2 separate regions of the Homo sapiens genome follow, and region 2 is linked to region 1. Evidence: chromatin loops called from intact Hi-C (ENCODE). Cell type or tissue: heart right ventricle. All regions are shown on one strand. Links, peaks and the distances in the headings refer to the core of each region. The heading gives the core; the rest is flanking DNA.

The links. Hi-C counts contacts between places; a loop is a spot of excess contacts. Peaks named below come from ENCODE experiments on the same cell type or tissue, not always from the same donor. Only the 100,000 strongest peaks of a DNase experiment are listed, where the experiment ranks them.
Region 2: it touches region 1 in a loop (4-fold over the local background); 6 of 110 quality-filtered maps call a loop at or near these places.

Annotation. Positions count from the first base shown.
Region 1 is chr22:31,949,439-31,957,771 of GRCh38, forward strand. It overlaps YWHAH (tyrosine 3-monooxygenase/tryptophan 5-monooxygenase activation protein eta), which reads left to right. Exons shown (of 2, transcript NM_003405.4): 2 at 6,701-8,165. The coding sequence ends at 7,354. It overlaps LOC124905158 (small nucleolar RNA U13), which reads left to right and starts at 3,966; the gene lies at 3,966-4,068. In heart right ventricle, for the core only: no CTCF peak of the experiment used is centred there; a DNase peak (open chromatin) is centred at 5,240; H3K27ac peaks cover 6,233 bases.
Region 2 is chr22:31,552,741-31,561,073 of GRCh38, forward strand. SFI1 (SFI1 centrin binding protein) reads left to right here. Exons shown (of 33, transcript NM_001007467.3): 7 at 4,202-4,319. It also overlaps the pseudogene RPS18P14. Among named protein-coding and RNA genes, the nearest start is that of SFI1, 60 kb to the left of the region's middle. In heart right ventricle, for the core only: a CTCF peak has its summit at 4,077 (motif pointing right); no DNase peak of the experiment used is centred there.

The DNA of each region.
Region 1 (8,333 bases), core at 334-8,333:
TGGTTAGAACTTATTTAACTTTTTAGGCACTTGGTAAACGGTAGCTGTTAGTCCATGTGTACTTTTTTTTTTGGTGGGGGGGGGAGTCATGCTCTGTCACCCAGGCTGGAGTGCAGTGGCAGGATCTTGGTTCACTGCAAGCTCCGCCTCCTGGGTTCACGCCATTCTCCTGTGTCAGCCTCCCAAGTAGCTGGGACTACAGGTGCCCGCCACCTTCCATGTGTACATTCTTGTTTAACAATTCAGGATAGGTACTGTTACTCCCCTTTACAAATGAGACTTTCAGAGGTTGATTTTCTCATGGTCAAACAGCTAGTAAGTTGTGAATTCAAGATTCAAACTCAAATTTAGAGCTCTCATTTTAACCACTATGTAACAATGCCCCATGAGGCAAAGGGATAATATGTCTAGTATACATTCTGGTATATTAACCATTGTCAGCACTGGTGACTGAAATCCAAGAACTCTTCATAAGTGGGCTTACTAAACAAATAATTTTATCTGTTGGGTGCAAGTCATTTTTTTTTTCCAAATACGATTAAGAACAATCTGCCATTTATGGGTTTTAGCTACAACAGAGAAACATAAGAGGGAAACTCACATATCTGGATTTTGCTTGTTCTGAAGGCTTGGAGGCCTTTTTTTTTTTTTTTTTTTTTTTTTTTTTTTTTTTTTTGCTTAACAAAGTATTGAATTTGAGTTTCTCCTGAGTTAAGAAGTGCAGGACTATGTTACATTTTATTTGGGGTATTTTAAGAAATTATTTCATATTCTTGGCACCAGTTGTTTCTCCATATTGCCTTTAATGTATTTTTCTCCCTGCACCCTTTAGTATATTTTTATGCAGGCCCCAAAATTTCTGTCTCTAGGTTGCTGGTAAAATTCCTCCTAGTGTCCAAGTGGAGGCAGCTTGTCTTCTGTCCCAGCATTTTGGTGCTCCTCCCGCCCCTACTCCTGGCTGCAGTGGCATTCCCTTCTGCGGTGGTGAGTGTTAGCACTTCCAATGATCCGAACCTGGCACAGCTTCTGAAGCCTTCAATTCGGATGCCTCTAGGGACAGTAGCATGCAGTAATGCCATTCAGATGGTGTTGTATTTAATCCTTGCCAATCCCCATGAAAATGTTCAGTTATGTCAAAAGCAAGGCAAAAACAGTCTCTTGGCTATACAAGGGTAGCTGTTTTATTTGACTAAAATTTAGCTTAGAGTGGATGTTACTTACCCGAACTTGCCTGCTCTGAGCTTGAAGTTTAGCCTATTTGTGGTCTTACAGAATTGCAGCCTCATCCTGGTGAGGATAAGGGGCTCAGCCTGACCCTGGCTGGTGATGTTCTTGCCCAGTGGCCTGTAGGACTTGGTCTGTTGGTGGATATCTTTCCAGCTTGGGGCAGGCCAGGCAAGATCCTCACTTCCTAAGCATTAACTTGGGAAAGAGCTCAGCAAGCTTTCATCCCTCTAGCTCATTTTTTGTTTTTTTGAGACAGAGTCTTGCTCTGTCGCCCAAGCTGGAGTGCAGTGGCACAGTCCTGGCTCACTGCAACTTCCACCTCCTGGGTTCGAGCGATTGTCATGTCCCACCCAAGTAGCTGGGATTACAGGTGCACGCCACCATGCCCAGCTAATTTTTGTATTTTTAGTAGAGATGGGGTTTCTCTATATTGACTGGGTTGGTGTCGTACTCCCTGGCCTCAAGTGATCCGCCTGCCTTGGCCTCCCAAAGTGCTGGGATTACAGGTGTGAGCCATCACACCTGGCCCCTCAAACCCTCAAACTGACTTTTCTCACACAGACACACACACATACACGTACACACACACTTCTGCCAAAGAAGCTTAAAGGTTTTATGATGTGGTTATGTTTACTTAATCATGAGAATCATTTACTCATATCAAAAGCAAGCTGGTTGATAGCATGTAGGTGTGGGTAGCTATAAAGGATGAGCCCATAGCATGTGTGGAGCTGTGAAGGATGGCAGCATATTCGAGTGAGGTAGCATTACCCCTAACTTAGGCAGCTATGGCCTGGCAGCTCGGGGGTGGCATTTTTGTTTGCTCAGTGTTACTTTTGATGTTGGATGTTTCCCAGATTGAGAACTTTAAATTTTCCTAAATAGTCCCTGTACTGTTTTTGGCAGTGGATCTATTTTTACTCACACACATAGTTTTTTGCCTTGTGAGTAGTGGGTGGAGGCCCTTAGGGGTTTTTGGGTAAATGAATAGTGTCATAGGAAGATAAGTGAATGATCAGCAGGCCAGGTCATTTTTGACATTTAGTAATGTTGGGGGTAGTCCTGGAGCAGAGAAAATGTGTGAAGTGAGTGCCCTGGGGTGGGGACTAGGTGTAGCCAAAGGCTGTTTGGTCAGGACGTGAGTAAAACTGGCTGACAGGGAAGTCCAATCCTTAAAAGAAATGGAGAGGAGGGCCTTTGTGCATGGGAAGAGCCCATCAGTTTAAGGTTGTCCTTCAGGAAGGGTGTAAGTAGGATTACAGAGGGTGGGAAGGCAGGCAGGACACCTAGAAAGCAGAGAGGCTGTGAGCAGGGGTGGCGAAACCCCTGGTTTGTGGCCCGGTGAAGACTCAGTGCCTAGTGTGGCTACACTGAGGGAAGGTGCCGTGTGGCAGAAATGACTGTTGTAATCTTGGTGTTAGAGCGGAAAGAGGCTGAAAACTATTGTCTAGGCCTGTCTGTAAAATTCTGTCTTGTTGTTGCTTCATGTTCCTGATTTGTGGAGATGCAGCAAATGTGATTTCATTAGATTTTGCAGATGATCTTAGGTAGCATGGTCGGGGCCTGGAGAGCATCCATTACTCTGTGTTGCCACCCGGTGTTTGCCTCTCAGTACAGTTTATGACTGAACTTTTCATTAGTTCTCCTGGCTCCTGTATTTTGGTATTTGAAGTGTTGGGAACTGGTGCTAAGTATCATCCATCAAGATTGGCTATCCATCTTTTTGTTTTAATGGACTGTCTGATTTTACATGGGTCTATAATTTTCCAGTCTGGGAAAAACTCAGTTTTCTTTAGTTATCTGGTCAAGTAGTAAGCCATCTTCATTTCATGTTTCCTTTTGTTAACTGAATTATAACCCAGGAGTATTAAAAAATACTGTATTTAAATGTATCCAGTTATTTCCTAGTTAGGCTCTGGCTGGGGTATTAGGAACAATATTTGCTTGCTGAGATATGTTAGTCACCCTCAGCTAATGCTGATAGTGATTCATTCAGACTGGCAGGCAACCAGATGATTTTTACATAAACACTAATACTCCCAGTAAATGATTTTTCTTGTGAAGGTGTCATCATAAATACTGCCCAGTAGCCTTTTTTGGCAGCTTATTCCTGATGGAGAAAGAATATGCTTACAGATACACCCAAACTTCACGTTAGTAGGAAGCCCTGCCACACCTTTTATTGGTGCACAGGAAAAACGAAATCATGGAACATTGGAGCTGAAGGAGGCCTTGGAGATCATTTGGGCTAATCCTGCTTATTTTACTTTGGATGTCCAAAAAGGTTGTGATTTGTTTAAGGTCACATAGCTAGCTCAGACTAAACTTCAGATGTCTTGGGTTTAATAATTATACCGCCTTTTGTGTTATGCAAGCATTCTGTATTATACATACATGTATTTCAGATTTGTACTCACTTTAAATGATATACTCTGGGAAGTTACCTTGGTGTATCTTTGCCAGTTTCACAGAAGCAGCTTTGTTAGTCACAGGAGGAAGTATATTGTGACTCCTTATGGATATTATTTGTATTTTAATGCCAAATGGCCTTAGTTTAATTACTACAAGATGAAAGGAGCTCTCCAAATTCTGTTGTTGCCTTATGCTTTGTTTTATTGAATATTGCTCTAGAAACGCAAGTCATTCTAGAGGATTCAAGCATTCTGAAATTTATCAGAATATTTGGGATGGAATTTTGATTCAGAAGTGTTGTTCGTTAAAAGACTAAGTAGTTACTCATCTTTTTGTAGTTCATAAGTGTGATGATTGGGTTTTGACATGCAGGTGTGAGATGTGCCACCCTCAAACCTTGTTACAACATAGACATGTGACCCTCTGATGTGGGCAAAAAAAGACTAAGTTATTAAATATTTACAAAGTCTCTATTTTCCGTAAGAAAATGTATGTAAGTGTTTAAAGGCACTTACTGGAGGAGGAAACTAGTGGGGTTATAGGTGTTCAGCTGGATTTAAGGGGAGCATGGATTGTAGATTCATGGTAGACTGGGGCAGATCACAGTGAGAGGTATGGAGACTACTAATGAATATGTGAGGATGAATAATGAGAACCCTGGCTTGACCAGAGTGGAGGCAGCACCCCTGGGGAATGGTCAGGATAGCTGTTAGCCAAAGACCACACTGAAGAAAGAAGTGGGTAGGCAAAGGAGAGACTTTGCCTGTGTTAAGGGTTTGTAGCAGAAGAGTAGGGGTCCTGGGGACAGGGAAATGGAGAAATTAAGAGTGAGCTGGTATTTTTATTTTGTCTGGGGCTTGGGGGTAGGGAGGACTCAGACAATTGCTTGTTTTACTTTGTGAGAACTTGGCACGTTTTCTGATTTTTACCTGTAATAATGATTACACTTGCTGCTTATGTCCTTGAACCACTAATTCCCCAAATAAACCATCATTGTTCATGATTTCTGATACTCCACTGCTCAGTCTTCTCAATCCATTTTAAGTGTGTCTATTTGAATATGCTATTGATAACTTTCCCCAATGAACTTGGCCTTTTCCCTCTGGAGGTTCTGTCCTTACAGATTGGTTTAAGTAATACCTTTTTTGTTTAGTGTTTTATGGTTTCCTAAGTGCTTTGCTTTCTTTTTTTTCATTATTGAAATTAAAGACCTTTTGGATAAGCAGAGACTGATTTAATAAAATTAAAGACCTTTACCAGTAGGTCATATTAAGGAATCCCTCTACTTTAGACGACACACCATCTTTTAAGGGCTTGTGAAATGTCCTGGGTCAATTTAGGAAGTCATTTTCTTTGCTTGGGCCCAGACCAACTCTGTTAGCAACTCTGTTAGGAACTCTTGTTAGGAAACTCTGTTAGTTTCCTAGGGGGTGCTGAACCTAGTACGACAAACTGGATAGTTTAAAATAATAAATGTATTCTCTCATAGTTCTGGACGCTAGAAGTTTGAAAGTGAGGTGTAGGCAGGCCACGCTCCCTCTGAAGGCTCTAGGGAAGAATCCTTCCTAGGCACTCTCCCAGCTTCTGGTGGCTTCTGGCAACCCTTGGTGTTCCTTGGCTTGTAGATGCGTCACTCCAGTCTTTGCCTCCACTGTCACATGGCATTCTTCCTGTGTGTGTGTCAAAATCTCACTATCCTTATAAGGACACCTGTAATTGCACTTAGGGCACACCCTAATGTCCAGTATGACTTCATCTTAACTAATTACATCTGCAAAGACCCTATTTCCAAATAAGCTCACATTCACAGGAACCTAGGGTCAGAACTTCAGCGTATCTTTTGGCGGGGGATACAGTTCAACCACTGCAAAGTCTAATAATGCTCTTCCTACTAACTGCATAGCTAGTTCACTTGTAGTTGGCATCATGGAGAACTAAGGGAAGTTAAAGCTTGTGAAATTTAACTCTTCCACTTAAAATAATTGATGCTTCCATCCTTGATGACCAGAGTTTCCTGTGAGGTAGGTCAGAGTACAACTTCCTGCTGAGTAGCTGTGCTTCCTTTCACTAGGAGCTGGGGGTACTTTCATGTCACTTATGAATTGTTCTTCATTTTGGTTTGGGAGAGGGCTGGGAGTATCAGTTAGGGTTCCATGTGTAGCCACACAGGGCGAAGCTCTGGCCACTGGATCTGTGTGATGTTCCATCTGATCTGTGAAGCCCCACCATCTGTTAATGTGTATTTGAGGAGTGGTTGGTTCTTTCCAGAGTATAAAGCTGGAAGCAGAGTCTGGAACACTTCCAGTCTGTTGTCTTTGAACATTTGACAAAGGGACCGTACGATCTTACTGTTCAGAGTATCTTTTTTTTTTTTTTTTTTTTCTTTTGAGACGGAGGCTTGCTCTGTCGCTAGCTAGGCTGGAGTGCAGTGGCACGATCTGGGCTCACTGCAACCTCCGGGTTCAAGAGTTTCTCTTGCCTCAGCCTCCCAAGTAGCTGGGACTACAAGCGCGTGCCACCACGCCCAGCTAATTTTTGTATTTTTAGTAGAGATGGGGTTTCACCATGTTGGCCAGAATGGTCTCGATCTCTTGACCTCATGATCTGCCCGCCCTTGGCCTCCTGAAGTGCTGGGATTACAGGCATAAGCCATCGCGCCCGGCCTGTTCAGAGTATCTTTTGCAGAATGGCTGAAGCTCGAGGTTTTCTTCTTCACCATTATGTACTGCTGCTGTACAACCTTTTCATAATTATCCTTAGTCCCATTCCTCTACCAAGGTGAAAGCAACATCTTATCAGACCCGAATTATGAATTTCTCAAGCCCCTATGATTTTCTGTTTTGGGTGCCAAGTATTTATCTCTTCTGTTAGACTATAGTCTTTCTTCACATAGGGTTCATGTCTATATTGGTTTTATCCATGGGTGGTTTTTATTCTCCAGAGTGACTGACCTGTTCGTAATTCCGTTCTTGAGAAGGATTGTTGATTATGTTGAAGGGAAGGCTTCTTACCAAGATTTTCAGATTTTGCTTTCAATGTTTATCTTTTTGGGGTTTTGCAGGTGACAGAGCTGAATGAACCTCTCTCCAATGAAGATCGAAATCTCCTCTCTGTGGCCTACAAGAATGTGGTTGGTGCCAGGCGATCTTCCTGGAGGGTCATTAGCAGCATTGAGCAGAAAACCATGGCTGATGGAAACGAAAAGAAATTGGAGAAAGTTAAAGCTTACCGGGAGAAGATTGAGAAGGAGCTGGAGACAGTTTGCAATGATGTCCTGTCTCTGCTTGACAAGTTCCTGATCAAGAACTGCAATGATTTCCAGTATGAGAGCAAGGTGTTTTACCTGAAAATGAAGGGTGATTACTACCGCTACTTAGCAGAGGTCGCTTCTGGGGAGAAGAAAAACAGTGTGGTCGAAGCTTCTGAAGCTGCCTACAAGGAAGCCTTTGAAATCAGCAAAGAGCAGATGCAACCCACGCATCCCATCCGGCTGGGCCTGGCCCTCAACTTCTCCGTGTTCTACTATGAGATCCAGAATGCACCTGAGCAAGCCTGCCTCTTAGCCAAACAAGCCTTCGATGATGCCATAGCTGAGCTGGACACACTAAACGAGGATTCCTATAAGGACTCCACGCTGATCATGCAGTTGCTGCGAGACAACCTCACCCTCTGGACGAGCGACCAGCAGGATGAAGAAGCAGGAGAAGGCAACTGAAGATCCTTCAGGTCCCCTGGCCCTTCCTTCACCCACCACCCCCATCATCACCGATTCTTCCTTGCCACAATCACTAAATATCTAGTGCTAAACCTATCTGTATTGGCAGCACAGCTACTCAGATCTGCACTCCTGTCTCTTGGGAAGCAGTTTCAGATAAATCATGGGCATTGCTGGACTGATGGTTGCTTTGAGCCCACAGGAGCTCCCTTTTTGAATTGTGTGGAGAAGTGTGTTCTGATGAGGCATTTTACTATGCCTGTTGATCTATGGGAAATCTAGGCGAAAGTAATGGGGAAGATTAGAAAGAATTAGCCAACCAGGCTACAGTTGATATTTAAAAGATCCATTTAAAACAAGCTGATAGTGTTTCGTTAAGCAGTACATCTTGTGCATGCAAAAATGAATTCACCCCTCCCACCTCTTTCTTCAATTAATGGAAAACTGTTAAGGGAAGCTGATACAGAGAGACAACTTGCTCCTTTCCATCAGCTTTATAATAAACTGTTTAACGTGAGGTTTCAGTAGCTCCTTGGTTTTGCCTCTTTAAATTATGACGTGCACAAACCTTCTTTTCAATGCAATGCATCTGAAAGTTTTGATACTTGTAACTTTTTTTTTTTTTTGGTTGCAATTGTTTAAGAATCATGGATTTATTTTTTGTAACTCTTTGGCTATTGTCCTTGTGTATCCTGACAGCGCCATGTGTGTCAGCCCATGTCAATCAAGATGGGTGATTATGAAATGCCAGACTTCTAAAATAAATGTTTTGGAATTCAATGGGTAAATAAATGCTGCTTTGGGGATATTATCTCTGTTTGGTCTTGATTTTTCCCCCCTCGAGGAACTGTTTAACCAGTCACAAATTGTGGTTTGAATCTCTCAAACATGGAAGCATTTGTAGTACATTATCCAAGTTTTCCTCCCCTCTCATTACATTACATATTTTGCAGCACACACATAGGATTCATAGATTTTA
Region 2 (8,333 bases), core at 304-8,303, 400 kb before region 1:
AAATCTCCATACTGTTTTCCATAGAGGTTCAACTAATTTATATTCCCACCACCAGTGTGTTAAGTGTTCCCTTTCTCCACGTGCATGCCAACATCTGTTATTAAACTTTTTTTTTTTAAAGACAGGGGATGTCTTGCTGTGTCACCCAGGCTGGAGTGCAGTGGCTTGGTCATAGCTCACTGCAGCCTTGACTTCCTGGGCCAAGTAATCCTCCCACCTCAGACTCCTGAGTAGCTGGGACCGTAGGCATGTGCTACCACACCTGGCTAACTTTTTATATGTTATGGAGACAGGGTCTGGCTATGTTGCCCAAGCTGGTCTTGGACCCCTGGGCTCCAGTGATTCTCCTTCCTCAGCCTCCAAAAGTGCTAGGATTACAAGCATAAGCCACTGCACCCAGCCTAACTTTTTAATAACAGTCGTTCTGACTAGTGTAAGATGATATCTCATTGTGGTTTTAGTTTGCATTTCTCTGATAATTAGTGATGTTGAGTATCTTTTCCTGTGCTTATTTGCTATTTATATCTGTTTGGTGAAGTATCTGTTCATGATCTTTTGTCCTTTTAAATTGGGTTGTTTGTGTTCTTTTTGAGATTTGAAAGTTTTTTGTTTGTTTGGTTGGTTTGGTTTTTTTTGACACGGAATCTCACTCTTGCCCAGGCTGGAGTGCAGTGGCGCAATCTCGGCTCACTGCAACCTCGACCTCCCGGGTTTAAGTGATTCTCCCACCTTAGCCTCCCGAGTAGCTGGGACTACATGGTGCGCTACCATGCCCAGCTAATTTTTGTATTTTTTTTTTTTTTTTTTTTTTCAGTAGAGACAGGGTTTCACCATGTTAGCCAGGGTGATCTGGAACTCCTGACCTCAGGGGATCCACCTGCCTCGGCCTCCCAAAGTGCTGGGACCACAGGGGTGAGCCACCAAGCCCAGCTGGTTTTTTAAAATATGTATTCTGTTATAAGCATTTTGTCAAAGCATGATTTGCTATGTTTTCTCCTAGTCTGTGACTTGTCTTTTCATTCTCTTAACAGTATCTTTTGCAGAGGAAAAGTTTTTAATTTTGATGAAGTCCATTCTATTTTTTTTTAATGGATTATGTTTTTTTTTTTTTTTTTTTTTTTTTTTTTTGCGAGAGTCCCACTGTTGCCCAGGTTGGAGTGCAGTGGTGTGAGGATAACCCATTGCAGCCTGGAACTCCTAGGCTCTGACCTCAGCCTCCCAAGTAGCTGGGACTACAGACAATGCCCCACCATACCTGGCTAAGTTTTTTATATTTTACAGAGATGGGGGTCTTGCTTTGTTGCCCAGGCTGGTCTGAAACTCCTGGCCTCAAGCAGTTCTCCCACTTCGGCTTCCCAAAGCCCTGGGATTACAGTCATGAGCCACTGTGCCCAGCTGGATTATATTTTTTCATATCCTATCTTAGATGTCATCTCTAAGAACTTTGCCTTAACCCAGGGTCACAAAGATTTCCTCTTATGTTTTCTCCTAAACATTCTGTAGTTTTACATATGGATCTTGTATATCCTGCATCCTTGCTAAGTTAATTTATTATTTCTTTTTCTTTTTTCTTTTTTTTAAATTTTGAGATGGAGTCTCGCTCTATTGCCCAGGCTGGAGTGCAGTGGCACGATCTCGGCTCACCGCAAGCTCCACCTCCCGGATTCACGCCATTCTCCTACCTCAGCCTCCCAATTAGCTGGGACTACAGGTGCCCACCACCCCGCCCGGCTAATTTTTTGTATTTTTAATAGAGACGGGATTTCACAGTGTTAGCCAGGATGGTCTTGATCTCCTGACCTCGTGATCCGCCCACCTCGGCCTCCCAAAGTGCTGGGATTACAGGCTTGAGCCACTGCGCCCAGCCTTTTTTTTTTTTTTTCAGATGGAGCCTCACTTTGTCACCCAGGATGGAGTGCAGAGTGGCGTGATCTCGGCTCACTGCAGCCTCTGCCTCCTGGGTTCAAGCAATTATCTTGCCTCAGACTACTGAGTAGCTGGGAGTAAAGGTACCTGCCACCACGCCCGGCTAATTTTTTTTTTGTATTTTTAGTAGAGACATTTACTGCTATAAAGTTCTCTTAAACACTAACTATATTACACGAATTTTAATAAGTTATATTTCTGTTTTCATTCAGTAAAAACTTGTTTTCTGATTTTCCCTGAGACCTCATCTTTGCCCCACAGATTATTTAGAAGTGTGTTTAGTTTTCTAATATTTGGGAGTTTCCCAATATCTTTCTGTTAAGGATTTCTAGTTTATTCTATTATTGTCAGAGAACAAGACTTAGTATGATTTCAGTTCCTTTATTTTTGTTAAGGTTTGTTCTGTGGCCCCAAATATGCTCTATCTTGTAAATGTTCTATATTTACTTGAAGAATGTACATTCTGCTGTCTTATTTATAGTTACAGTGAATCTAGCTAGATATTATGGAATAGAAGGAAAAAGTCACTTGGATGACTTTTTTATAGGCGGTGGCTCACGCCTATAATCCCAGCACTTTGGGAGGCTGAGGTGGGAAGATTGCTTGGGCCCAGGAGTTCGAGACCAGCCCAAGCAACATGGCAAAACCTCATCTCTACAAAAAAATACAAAAATTAGCCAGGTGTGGTGGTGCATGCCTGCAGTCCCAGCTACTCAAGAGGCAAGAGTTATTTCTGACATAAGACAAGTTATTTCAGGCCATTCCCCTAGACCTCAGGGAGTGTCCATTCACTCTTGGACTGTTAAATGAAAAGTTTGCAAGTACTTTTAGGCCTTAAGGAAGCATGGTTCTCAGTTGTCACGTGCATCAGAATCATGGCAGAGACAGTTAATGAGATTCCTGTGTTCCATACTCTGGAAAGAGCAGTTAGTGTTTATTTTAGATATTTTTCATAGTTAAATCATCTCATTTACACTTTCCAAACATAACTCTGAGAGAGGCACCATTTTACAGATGAGGAACTTGTATGAGATTAGGTGTGTAATAAATGAAAGGGCCAGTAAGTCTGGCTTGTCTTACTCAGGATCCCAAACTCTAAACCACAGCACTATACTAGTCCTGATTACCTGAAGTATGCTGATTCCTGAGGTCCACAGTGAAACCAAGGAAGATACATGTTAAATTCTCCTTCGTATGTTGATTTGTCTTGTCAACAACTGTGAAATATATAGTTATAGTCCTGTCGACTACATCTTGGAGGCTGTCCTAAAAATGATTTATATAATTTTATTTTCTCCTTTGTCTTCTAAAAAGAAGAGAAATTTGCTTATAAGTGGTAATTTACTTATTAGTGGTGACTTTCATAATGAAAATACAATTTACCACAAAGGGAGACCTGTGGGCCATTGCATCTTCCATATCTAGTAAATTATCTTTTCTTTACTAAAAAGAGTGAGCTTGGAGTCAAACAGCAAGTTTTATATCATGATTTCTTCTTCTTTAGCTTTGTATTATGGAAAACTTTAAATATCTATACAATTGAAATTTTTTTTTCTTTTCTTTTTTTTTTTTTTGAGACGGAGTCTTGCTCTGTCGCCCAGGCTAGAGTGCAATGGCGTGATCTCAGCTCACTGCAACCTCTCCCTCCCAGGTTTAGCAATTCTCCTGCCTCAGCCTCCTGAGTAGCTGGGACTACAGGCGCACGCCACCACACCTGGCTAATTTTTGTACTTTTAGTAGAGATGGGGTTTCACCACGTTGGTCAGGTTGGTCTCGAACTCCTGACCTCAGGTGATCTGCCCATCTCGGCCTTCCAAAGTGCTGGGATTACAGGCGTGAGCCACTGTGCCCAGACTGAAAGATATTTAATAGAATAATGAACCTCCATGTATCCATTACCCAGCTTTGATTATCACTCATGCCATTTTTGTTAGATCCATCTCTCCACTTCTTTGCTGCCTGTTTATTCATATCATTTCGTCTAAAAATTGCAGAGTATATCTATAGAAATAAGCGCTTTTAAAGCAAAGGGTTTTTGAGCAGTTCAGTACATGGGTTTTCCTTTAAATGCTTTGTAAATGTCGTTACTTGCACAGAGCCTTCATGTGTTCTTGCACTCTAATTAATTTTCTAGTGCTTCACAACTTTTCCAGCAGGGGTCACTTGTAGGCTGGAGGGATTTAGGTATTCAAAGGAGAGCCCTTGAGCTTTTATCATAACCCAGAGTAATCCATCTCTCCCCATGCCTTTTGAAAAATCTCTTTGGTGAATCTAGATGCAAAGCAAAAGATGCGACAGGCCTGGAAGTCCTGGTTGATCTACGTGGTTGTTCGTAGGACCAAACTTCAGATGCAGACTACAGCTCTGGAGTTTAGGCAACGGATTATCTTACGGTGAGTCTGCTCAACTGCCCTACAAAGTACCAGCCATCATTTTACCTCATCAGCTTTATGGTGCTGGAAAACAGCATAAAACCTCACCTTAAAACAATGGTTTGTATTTGGTTTTATTTTTGTGTTTTGTTTTTTTCGAGATAGGGTCTTACTCTGTCACCCAGGTTGGAGTGTAGTGGCCCAATCTCAGCTTACTGCAACTTCCACCTCCCAGGTTCAAGCAGTCCTTCCACCTCAGCCTCCCAAGTAGCTAGGACTACAGGCATGCGCCACTATGCCCAGCTAATGTTTTTTTTTTTTTCATTTTTTTGTAGAGGCGAGGTTTTATCATGTTTCCCAGGCTGGTCTTGAGTTCGTGGGCTCAAGCGATCTGCCCACCTCAGCCTCCCAAAGTGCTGGGATTATAGGCATGAGCCACCATGCCCCCTTCCCACCTTGAAACAATATTTTGAACATAGTTGATGCCTAATAAAGATTTACTGATAACTTGTTTATAAGATCGATTTTCACATAATCATAATTAACATGAATTGAGTGCTTACTGTGTTCTAAACCCTGTGTTAAGTTTGTGTGTGCATGTGTTAATTTTGTAATGTAAAGTATCTTATTTAACCCTTACCGTAAACTGTAAGTACCATTATTGTACAGATTAAGATGTACAATAAGGCTCAGAGAGGTTGAGTAACTTGCCTAGCACATACAGGTTGTAATTGGCAAAACTAGGGCTCACCCACCCATGCTCTTAACTGGTCTTCTGCATTGCAGCCCATCAGCATTGTAGACATACTGGAAGAACATGAATTAGTCCACTTTTATAGCCAGATATGTAACAATGAGCTGCATTATCATGGGACAGATTTCACTCTATGTTGTCTGTAGTTGTCCACTGGTGTCCTGAATGGTAATATATTAATAATTCACTTCCTGCCTGAAAGTTGGGTATTGAACAAAGTATGGATAATAGGAGAGGCTTTGCAGCTGCACTTACTTGGGTTTGAATCCCTCTTCCAACCTGTATTATTGGGTCATTTCATCTCTTCAGCTCTTATTTTCCTCATCTGTGAAATAGTTACACCATACTTAAAGGTTTGTCATCAGGAATAAATAAAGTAATATCTGTAAAGTATTTAACAGTGTCCAGAAAATCAGTGGACATAAAGAAGTTATTTAAGTAGAAATAAAATAGGCAGAGTGCAGTAGTTCAAACCTGTAATCCCAACACTTTGGGAGGCTAAGATGGGAGGCTTGCTTGAGGCCGGGAGTTTGAGACCAGCCTGGGCAACAAAGCCAAGACCCTATCTCTACACACAAAAAATTTTTTTAAATAATTAAAATCATTACTTAAAATGTATTTAGCAAGTATTTCAAAATGCCTAATTAGTATGCAGTTTTACTTGAGTCTGAGTGAATTTTTTTTTTTTTTTTATGAGATGGAGTCTCACACTGTTCCCCAGGCTGGAGTGCAGTGGTGTGATCTTGGCTCACTGCAACCTTCTGGGTTCAAGCCTTCCAGGTTCAAGCGATTCTTCTGCCTTGGCCTCTCGAGTAGCTGGGATTACAGGCGCCTGCCACCATGCCCAGCTAATTTTTTGTATTTTTACTAGAGGCAGGGTTTCACCATGTTGGCCAGCCTTGTCTCGAACTCCTGACCTCATGATTCACCGGCCTCAGCCTCTCCAAGTGCTGGGATTCCAGGCATGAGCCACCGCGCCTGGCCTGAGTGATATTTTTATATAATTAATTCATTTACTCAACGTACATTTATTTATTTATTTGAGACAGAGTCTCACTGTTTCGTCCAGGCTGGAGTGCCATGGCACAATCTTGGCTGACTGCAAGCTCTGCTTCCTGGGTTCAAGTGATTCTCCTGCCTCAGCCTCCCAAGTAACTGGGATTACACCATACCTAGCTAATTTTTTGTATTTTTAGTAGAGATGGGGTTTCACCACATTGGCCAGGCTGGTCTTGAACTCCTGACCTCAGATGATCCACCCGCCTCGGCTTCCCAAAGTGCTGAGATTATAGGCATGAGCCACCGGGCCCAGCCTATTTATTGAGGGTTTAAAATGTTCTTGGTACTGGGCCAGGCACAGGGACTCATGCCTGTAATCCCAGCACTTTGGGAGGCTGAGGCTGGTGAATTACCTGAGGCCAGGAGTTTAAGACCAGCCTGGCCAACATAGTGAAACTGTCTCTACTAAAAAAATACAAAAGTTAGCCTGGTTTGATGGTGCACGCCTATAATCCCAGCTACTCGGGAGGCTGAGGCATGAGAACCGCTTGAACAAACAAGGCAGACGTTGCAGTGAGTCGAGATTGTGCCACTCCACTGCACCCTGGGCAACAGAGTGAGACTCTGTCTCGAAAAAATAAAAAAAATGGCTTCCGCGGGAGGCCTACACACCGCCAGTTGTGTTCCTGCTATGTCTCTAGTGATCCCTGAAAAGTTCCAGCGTATTTTGCGAATACTCAACAGCAACATCAACGGGCAGCAGAAAATAGGCTTTGCCATCACTGCCATTAAGGATGTGGGTTGACAGTACACTCATAGTGTTGAGGAAAGCTGACGTTGACCTCACCAAGTGGGCAGGAGAACTCACTGAGGATGAGATGGAACGTGTGATGACCATTATGCAGAATCCATGCCAGTACAAGATCCCAGACTGGTTCTTGAACAGACGGAAGGATGTAAAGGATGGAAAATATAGCCAGGTCCTAGCCAGTGGTCTGGACAAGAAGCTCCGTGCAGATGTGGAGCGACTGAAGAAGATTCAGGCCCATAGAGGACCGCACCACTTCTGGGGCCTTCGTGTCCGAGGCCAGCACACCAAGACCACTGGCCACCATGGCTGTACCATGGGCGGGTCCAAGAAGAAATAAGTCTGCAGGCCTTGTCTGTTAATAAGTAGTTTATATACCTAAAAAATATAAATAAAGTAATAAATAAGTAAAATGTTATTGGTACTGTATTGATGCTGGGGCTGTATTCAGGGAATTTGTGATTCCCTGGATGCATAAGAAGATAAGTGATAATGTGAGATAGCTTGAGGTTTTGCAGTGAGTGCTGCAAGTGAGCCTGGTCTAAGAGAAATCTTTGTAGGTTAGAGTGACCAGGAAAAGTGAGTGTTTCTGTAAAGCACAGGTTGTAAACTCTTATTTCCCCATGACTCTTTTCCTAGAGCAAATTCGAAAATTAGTAGGAAAAAAAAAACAAGACTGAAACAAAAGTCTGACCAGGATTCTAGGAAAGAAAAGGATACATACAAGACTAGAAATCTAAAAGCCACTTGATTGCAGATTATTTTGTGAAATCTCCTGATTTTCAAATGTTGGTAATACTCTTTTTTTTTTTTTTTTTTTGAGGTGGAGTCTCACTCTGTCACCCAGGCTGGAGTATAGTGGCACGATCTTGGCTCACAGCCACCTCTGCCTCCTGGGTTCAAGAGATTCTCCTGCCTCAGCCTCCCAAGTAGCAGGGATTACAGGCACACACCACCATGTCCAGCTAATTTTTTGTATTTTTAGTAGAGACGGGGTTTCACCATGATGGCCAAGCTGGTTTTGAACTCCTGACCTCAAGTAATCCACCTGCCTCAGCCTCCCAAAGTGCTAGGATTACAGGCGTGAGCCACCACGCCTGGCCTTTTTTTTTTTTTTCCCGAGATGGAGTCTCACTCTGTCACCCAGGCTAGAGTGCAGTGGCGTGATCTCAGCTCACTGCAACCTCTGCTTCCTGGGTTCAAGCTATTCTCCTGCCTCAGCCTCCCGAGTAGCTGGGATTACAGGAGCATGCCACTACCACCTGGCTATTTTTGTATTTTTAATAGAGACAGGGTTTCACTGTGTTGGCCAGGCTAGTCTTTTAACTCCTGACCTCAGGTAATCCACTCTCCTCGGCCTCCCAAAGTGCTGTGATTACAGGTGTAAGCCACCGTACCAGGCCATAACATATCTTTTAACAAATCAAACTGTGTAGGTCAAACAGAGCATGTCTGTGGTGTCTAAAGCAGGATC